Linked DNA regions of Homo sapiens: region 2 is linked to region 1. A link is a contact called in ENCODE Hi-C data. All regions are on one chromosome and are shown on one strand. Each heading gives the region's core, a stretch centred on a gene start or an enhancer-like site at or near the end of the contact. The rest is flanking DNA. Distances are from core to core; before and after follow the strand shown.

The links. Hi-C counts contacts between places; a loop is a spot of excess contacts on that map. Pooled maps may share reads with other maps.
Region 2: a map with no recorded cell type shows a loop between it and region 1 (6-fold over the local background). The contact joins two enhancer-like sites. A Hi-C loop is called at or near these places in 3 of 37 single-sample maps with no recorded cell type and 2 of 50 pooled maps.

Annotation. Positions count from the first base shown.
Region 1 is chr2:62,302,458-62,306,564 of GRCh38, reverse strand. No RefSeq gene overlaps it. Among named protein-coding and RNA genes, the nearest start is that of MIR5192, 99 kb to the right of the region's middle. RefSeq lists enhancers at 483-552, 593-662, 228-753, 754-1,281, 3,293-3,362 and 1 more. Within about 2 kb of position 1,589, at least 22 of the 41 ENCODE cell types and tissues checked have a DNase peak (open chromatin) inside an H3K27ac peak, as active enhancers do.
Region 2 is chr2:64,325,565-64,329,641 of GRCh38, reverse strand. No RefSeq gene overlaps it. Among named protein-coding and RNA genes, the nearest start is that of MIR4433A, 13 kb to the left of the region's middle. RefSeq lists enhancers at 1,604-1,763, 3,103-3,212, 3,833-3,882, 3,933-4,042. Within about 2 kb of position 1,546, at least 24 of the 41 ENCODE cell types and tissues checked have a DNase peak (open chromatin) inside an H3K27ac peak, as active enhancers do.

The sequences.
Region 1 (4,107 bases), core at 340-2,839:
GAGGCTGAAGTGGGCGGATCACTTGAGGTCAGGAGTCCGAGACCAGCCTGGACAACATGGTGAAATGCCATCTCTACTGAAAATACAAAAACAAAAACAAAAACAACCAACCAAACAGACAAAAAACTAGCCAGGCTGGGGGCTTATGCCTGTAATCCCAGCTACTTGGGAGGCTGAGGAAGGAGAATTGCTTGAACCCGGGAGGTGGAGGTTGCGGTGAGCCGAAATCGCACCACTGCACTCCAGCCTGGGTGACAGAGGGAGACTCTGTCTCAAAAAAAAAAAAAAAAAAAAAAAAATAGAATTAGCTTGGATCCTACCTGAGTCTTTAAACACCAAGTCTAGTGAACATCCCCCTACACAGTCTGGCTGCCGAATCAAGAGCTTGGGTTTTTTCAGTGCTCTCATATCTATGAATGCATGCATTCTGTTTGCAAAATACCAGGCATGGATCATACCCCTCTTCATCTCCCACATCAGAGATGTGAAACGGCCGTGCAAGGAGGCAGGGCTGCCACGGCAGCAGTTTGAGTGGGTAGCCAACATCTGACCGAGACTCGAATCCAGAGCTTTTTCCATGACACCAGCTGGCTGCCTTGCCCCTCACCACATCTGGAAAAAATGACTCAGGTGACAGCAGGCTAATCATGTCATCCTTGTGACTGCAGGTGCCACGTCGTTTATGAAGCACTTTAAAGTGGGAACGCTTGCCCTGGCTTTCCCCCAGGCCTTTATTAAGTAAAGGTCATGCTGTTTGTTAAGATTTGAGCACACTGGTGGCTGGCTCACAGGAAAGAGCTTCATAAGCTGTGCCTGAGATAAGGTTGCTTCTGGAGGCCTCTCTGCAGAGAAGAGCGAAGCCCACCCCCACTGCCTGGCTGGTTGGATAATAAGACTCAGAAGCTCCAGTTCTCCCTGTCCCGTCTGGCCTCTGTGAATTGTCTGACTGCACTGCCACTTTTCTCACCTGCCTGAGGTTACTGTCCCAGAACCACCTGACCGCACAAGAAAGGCGGGAGCAAAGATAGGTTCAGGCCCAGAGATGGTTTCTAGTCTCCCTCTGTGATGGTGATTTTTCTGGCTGCAAGAGGTTTCCAATCCTGTCTCCACCAATGATTCCACAACTTTCCCTCATTCTCTGTGACTCTGGATTCCAGACTCAGGGCCCCGAGGTAACCTGAAGCCTCTCATCTGGTCATTGCACTAAAACCTTGGCTAGGGCAGGTGGCTTCCTTCTATGCCCAGATCAAAGGCGTGAGCAATGCCCTCAGCAGCTTCCCCAAGGCAGTAACAGGAAATAATCCTCCTCACCAGCCCCTCCCACCCACACTGTCCCAGCAGGTGGTGTTTGCAGAGGTAGCACCAGGTAAGGCAGGTGGCAGGGGAGAGGAACTGGATTGAAACCTCAGTTGGCCTCAAGCCACCCACTGCTCCCACCTTTCTTGTGTGGCTAGGATGTTCTGTAGCACAGACCACAGGTACGTGAGAAAAGTGGCAGTCCAGTCAGACACAGAACCTGCAAAGCCACATAGGAAGGGGAGAACTGGAGCTTCTGAGTCTTATTATCCAATCAGGGAGTTGGGGTGGGATTGGTTCCTCTGCAAAGAGGCCTCCAGAAGCCAGCCTTATCTCAGGCATAGCCTTGGGAACCATTTCCTGTGAGTCAGCCGCCAGCGTGCTCACATTTTAACCATGTTGGGCAGCATTCGCAGGCCGCCTGTTGTGAGGCAAGAAGCCTCCGCTGTTCTGGAGGAAGCCCACGTGGGGTGATTCTGAGCAAAGTCATTATGGGTCCTGTTAGGAAACATTAATTGTGTTTATGGGTAGAACCGCCCCCAAACAAATTAGACACATGTTCTAAGGTGTCCATTTTTTAAAATCTTGGTTGAGGTTGCCCTTTGGCTCCTGGGTGACATGAGTGCTTTGTTGTCCAACATTTGTTCCTGGGAGATGGGGTTACCAGAGGTTGGAAGACCTGACCCTCTCCTCACCTCAGGCTGGAGGAAAGGCTGTAACGATGCGCTGGGAGGGAACAATGCTGCCTAGACGGGCCTGAGGCTCTGACAACAAAACACTCAGACTGGACACTAAGATGGTGGTTTATTTTCTCAGAGGGGAAAGGGTCAGACCACACCTTCAGGTGTGGAGGGAGGAGGGAGATTGCCCCTAACAGAAAGGGGTGTCCTCATGGTCTGTCATCCCAAGGCAGGCAAGGAAGAGTGTTGTGGGCTGGAAAGGGAGGGATTTCTTCCTCTCTCTGTGGAGAAAGGGGGCCTGTATATTGCTGTTGGTGGGAGCTAAAGTGGCCCCTGCCAAATGGAGGCCTTTGGGTACAAGACACTTCTCCTCTGGAGGCAGATGGAAATTTCTAAGGCTGCTTTCTTTATGCCCCAACTCAGTGGAACCTGTGGTCAGATGAGCTGTGGGGGGTTGGGGAGGGCAATGTCTCCTTCCCAAGGCCTGGCAGAGTCACTAAGTCGCCAGTCCCATAAGCTACAGAGGCAGAATCATGGCAGCAAGAAGAAAAGGGTAGAGTGAGAGTGAGAGATACTTTCTGGAGCTGTGCAAAGCTGTCCCTGGGAAACTTTCAGAAATACTCGGGAGGGGAACTCTATGGTTAGGTAGAGTTAGATGTAGGAAGGAAGTATAATTTCACTTTAGAGTTGGTAAAGTTTCAACATAGGTTAATTGCATATGAAACACTCATTTCAAAGATGAAATAACCAGGGGTTTGGAGGCCTGAGAAAGAGAAACCATGAGACGGGGGTCTTCTGTCTGAGAAGCAGGTGCAACCCTCTGGCGGTAGCAAAGACCCAGGAGTTCCTGGGGTCTTGCGTGGAGCCTCGACAGCACATGTGCCTGGATTTTGGGTAAGGGTGGCACAAGCGAGGCCAGAAGCACCCCTCCTTCTCCCTGGCACATCATAAGGTGATCAAAGAATAATTTTTTTGAAAAAAGTCAAAAGCTGGCAGGGTGCAGTCGCTCATCTCTGTAATCCCAGCACTTTGGGAGGCTGAGGCGGGCAGATCACCTGAGGTCAGGAGTTTGAGGCCAGCCTGGACAATAGGCTCTACTAAAAATACAAAAATTAGCCGGGCGTGGTGACGGGTGCCTGTAGTCCCAGCTACTTGGGAGGCTGAGGCAGGAGAATTGCTTGAACCTGGGAGGCAGAGGTTGCAGTGAGCCAAGATTGTGCCATTGCATTCCAGCCCGGGTGACAAGAGTGAAACTCCATCTCAAAACAAAACAAAAACAAAAAAGTCAAAAGCTAACCAGAGGCAACCACACATGGAAAATAGTACAACCTTATGACATAAGACTGAAAAGGTGTCAAGAGGGAAGAAATAGAGGGTCTCAGAATGGAATGTTAGCTGTCTCTCTCCCACACACATAGCTGAAGCCAAATGAGGGAAGGTAAGAGAACAGGATCCCAAGAAGGGTCACCAGCACCTCTCAGTTCGGCACAAAGAGGGCCAAGATGCTAAAGGCAGCCTGGGGAGTCCAGGAGAAGCTCCAGAGAGGAGGAGCCCCTGGGCACCATCACAGAAGCCAGCAGCGGCTGGAGGAGTGGCTGGCTGGACTTGCTGCTGTTCAGAACTCTGTGCTGTCCAAGGGAATGAGCTGAAGTCCCAGGAGGGGACATGTGCCTGCCAAGTGGAGCAGACCCAGGTGTGGGATGCTAGCCCACGTCAGGAGGGAGCCAGGCCCAGCTCTGTCCTTCACCTGTCCATGTGACCCTCAGAGCTCAGGAAGCAGGAAGGAAGTACCACCCAGTCCCCAAACTCTAGTATTGAGGAAATGACAGGTAGCTAGAAAAGGTGTCAAAAAGAATTCGTCCTCACACTCTCAGAGCGTTAGATAGTCTGATCAGACTTACCTGTGCAAAATTAAAAGAGACAGCATGAAGGCTAAGCCAACATACTAGATTTTAAAAAAGAAGAACACCAAGAAGGAGAAGGCAGAGTAGGAGAAAGAAGAGAAGGAAAATAAGCAAGAAACAGGCTGAGTGCGGCAGCTCATGCCTGTAATCCCAGCACTTTGGGAGGGTAAGGCAGGAGGATCACTTGAGCCCAGTAGTTCGAGACCAGGCTGGGCAACATAGTGAGA
Region 2 (4,077 bases), core at 297-2,796, 2.0 Mb before region 1:
AGTCCCCATTCTGTCACTCCTCAGCTCAGTAATTTTGGGCAAAGTCACTTAACTACTGTGAGCATCAGTTTCTTCACTCAGAGAATGAGGACAATGATTCTCTTACCTGTAAGCTAACAGATGAACAAGCGCTCGGTAAAGCCCTGTAAGGGTGTGAGGTACCATACAATGAAGGAACTATGGGCATGCAGGATTTAGCTGAGAGTGCCTTTACTCACTTCGTCCTTTCCCTACCTCTCCCTCTTCCCCAAAAGGAGTCTGTCTCCTATAAAAGGGGTCTTAATACAGACTCACACACACGCACACAGGGTCTTCAGTTCTTGTGGGCTTTTCATTTTTTTTTTCAGAGTTAAATCATCTTGGAAAACAGCTTTTCCAATAAAGACCCAGTGGCCAGGACTGCTGGATGCACTTTCTTTAAAGGTGGCGGGAAACGCAGAAGCAGGAAGGTCCAGGACGGCATCCATCCTGTGCAAGGAGAAGGTCCTAAAAGGCTATTTCCTCTGCTACCAACTAAGAAAGATGGACGTTTGTAGCTGGGCACGGAGGCTAATCATCCGTAATAGTCTGGCAGTGCTAATGCATTCAGGGGAGAGCAATTAATGCCTGTTGGGGAACATCAGGACAGAGCTTAGAGTCTTGCAGCCTCTGGCAAAACCAGTTTGAAAACCTCAGGCTCCATTTCTAGTTTAGGGTGTCTCCACCTGGCTTGGCAAACTCTGTGCCTCTGCAAGAGGGAAGAAATAGCTTCCTAAGTGAGGCTTGGGAGGAACAAAGGCCTCATTAGGATCAATCACTTATTCCAAGTACACATTCCCAAGAATCTCTATTGATGATCTCAGATACAAATGAAGTAGTAATTAAGGATGTAATGCAAATGATCTTCAGCTTAGTAACTCTCTGTAATTGAAATTTACTAAATTAAGTCTGAGATTTTTGAAACTAGGCCTTTAAAAAAAAATTCCCCGGTTATAATTACCCCTTCTCCTCCCTCCTACCCACCCTTCAGTAATGTAATTAGTTTAAAATAAGATCCGTGGTAGGGCTGATGATGCGCTGCCTACTGAAATGCTGGCCTCCTATCAGCAATCCCCAGGGAGTGAAGAGAACAGGGGCTCGCATCAGTCAGAAAGGCCACTGTCGTGTTACCAAATATAGGACAAGGAAACCGGACACAGAGCTTGTGATACCGACTGTGCTGGGCGGGAGAGATTTCTCAGCTCTCCCTTCTGTTTCTTTCCCCTCTGCCCACAGACCTGGGATAAGCTATGGACCATTCAGAGAAAGAAGGGAATAGACTGGAGTAGGAGAGGAATTGGAATGTTTAGGGGGTGCTGAGAAGGCCCCTGACAGGAGAGACAGAGGGCTTGGGCAGATCAGAAACCTGGCTGTTTTCTCAGAGGCCAGAGTGCTAAATCTCCATCAGTAATAGCCCTGCGACTCGTCCAAATCCTGTCCTCTGCCACCTGATAGGACCACCCCTGGCCTTAGCTCATTTCTCCTGATATGCCCCAGCAGAGGGCAATGCCCGCTAAGCTCAGCCTGCCCAGAACCCAAGAGGAGCCGTGTGGGCAGAGAAGGGGCCCCAGCAGGCGCTCCAGCCTCCCCGTTCTTTTCCCCAGTTTGGTTTTTGTCCCAAAGTGGGACAAAGAAAGAGGATTGAACATTGTCCTGGGTATGTTTGATCTTCTAGAAGAGCATATTGGCCTATTTCATTTAATTCAGATGAAAAGACCAGCTTGTCTTTGAGATCACACTCTAATTTCATCAGAGCTGTCATGTGAGAACAGAAGAGAAGCTACCCACAGCCTTCCTCCTTCCCTTCCCCACTCCTCCCCTCGCTCACCCCCACCCTCCCAGCCCACGGCTTCCTGAAACTGTTAGATCAACACAGAAACACCTGAAGCCCATTGACCCTCACAAGGCAAAAGCCAAAGGCTGCCAGGGCCATCTTAAGATGCCGCACGAGAACAGCAGCTCCCTGGCAGGCAGCACAGACCTGAAAGAAAATGCGTTCTCCCACTGGCCCCCAGCCTTTGAAAACTGCGTGTGCGCACGCGCCTGCTTTCTGTCATCCATTCACATCACCACTGTTAGAAACTTCCATAAATGCTCAACTGAAGCGCTTCTGTCAGAGACAAGCAGCAGAGTTGTTTCTGGAGAGCACAGCAGGTGTATGTTCCATTCGCAAATCAGATGGAAAACACAGACAATAGCAATCTTGTCTCTGAATAAGCCCTTGCTTAAAAGTTGCCCTTAGCTAATGTGGGCACGTTGACTGTTGGATCTTGGTGCCCAGTGTAGGGCCTGGCACGTGGTAGGTGCTTGATAAATATTAGCTGAGTGAATAAATGAATGACTCACTCTTCTTCAAAAACTTTCAGGAGCTTCTCAGTGGTATGGAAAAATGACATGATTCTAAAATCTGGTATTGGGGATCCTGCAATCAGATGCCTGCCTGCCTTGCCCGCCTGGTCCCATGTTGCCAGGCTGGAGTGCACTGGGCCGATCTCGGCTCACTGCAACCTCTGCCTCCCGGGTTCAAGCGATTCCCCTGCCTCAGCCTCCTGAGTAGCTGGGACTACAGGCACATGCCACCACACTTGGCTAATTTTTTGTATTTTAGTAGAGATGGGGTTTCACCACGTTAGCCAGGATGGTCGCGATCTCCTGACCTTGTGATCCGCCCGCCTCGGCTTCCCAAAGAGCTGGGATTACAGGCGTGAGCCACCACGCCTGGCCAAGACTCTGCCTTTCTAACAAGTTCCCAGACGATGCTGATGGTGCTGGCCCAGGACCACATCTTGCGCATATCACTCACCCTGCATCCCACCAGCTGGTCAAGGTCCTGCTCAGATGCTACCGTTTTTGTCAACAAAACTGGGCACACTAGCAAAAAATGCACCCCCTCCCCGCCCACTCACCTCACTGCTACACCCCTCTGTGCCTGCCAAGACACTTTGTATCTGAGCTATTTGGCTGTGTCTCCCTGACCTCAGGGGCCTAAAGTTCTCATGCCTTTCCCCGTACCCCACAGAATCTCATTTAGTGCAGCCGGGGACACGCTACCAGCTGGGGCAGATTCCGTTCCATTCACTGGGACCTTAAAGAACTTCAGACTCCTTGATGCAGCACTCAGCCCTGGGGGTCCAAAGATGCATGACGCCCAGAGACTGCCCTTGAGATGAACATCTATTTTCTGGGTTATATTCACTGCTCACTGAGCCCACTCTGCTGTCCTTCCAGCTGCTGGCCTGGGGCATGACTGACCTGAGCAGACCACGGGATGTCCTCCCTGATCTAAACCAGTGGGAGGTTCCTCTCACTAATACACATCTCCAAGTTCTCAGCTTGCCTTGCTGTCTTTGAGACTCAGAAGGGAGGTGTTACTTTCGGTGGTAAGCCACAATATGTAACTCATAGAGGGCATGTAAGAGGCAGGTGAAAGATGTTTTGCAGCCTGTTTAAATGTCAGTGACTAAGACCCAGGGGTGCTCTGAGAACATTCTCACTTCTCAGTTGTGGGCACCTAAAAGGTTACTGTCCACCCAGTTCTCCTGCCACGTGGACTTACGGCATCACGGCCTCACATCCTCATGGGACCAATGGCAAATTATGGAACCTCAACTCAGGCTGCTTAAGTAAAATGGGAACTCTTTGCTCACCTCTGTGGCTTGGCCCAAGGTGACTCAGAATTGAAAAAGAAGCTATAGGAATCTGGGATTTAGGAACCATGTCTGGTCTCACACATGCCAGGACTCTCTCTCTGTCTATCCCGTTCTCATCTCTGCATGTCCTTGTATGTGGGCCTAACTCTCTCTTGCTGCATTCAGGAGAAAGGGTACCATGCCCACCAAGGCAGTGTGGAATAGAAGGGGGACTGTTCTCCAAAGGAGATAGGAGTGCTAGACAGACCCAAACCAGACATCCATTCCAAATGGTTAGCAAATGTTAAGTCTTTGTCACAAGTTAGGCACTCTGCTGTTTTACATATATGATCTCATTTAATCCCCAAGCTCACTCTATGAGTCAAGTATGGCATTTGCTGGTCTGACAAATAAAAAGGCATGACACAAA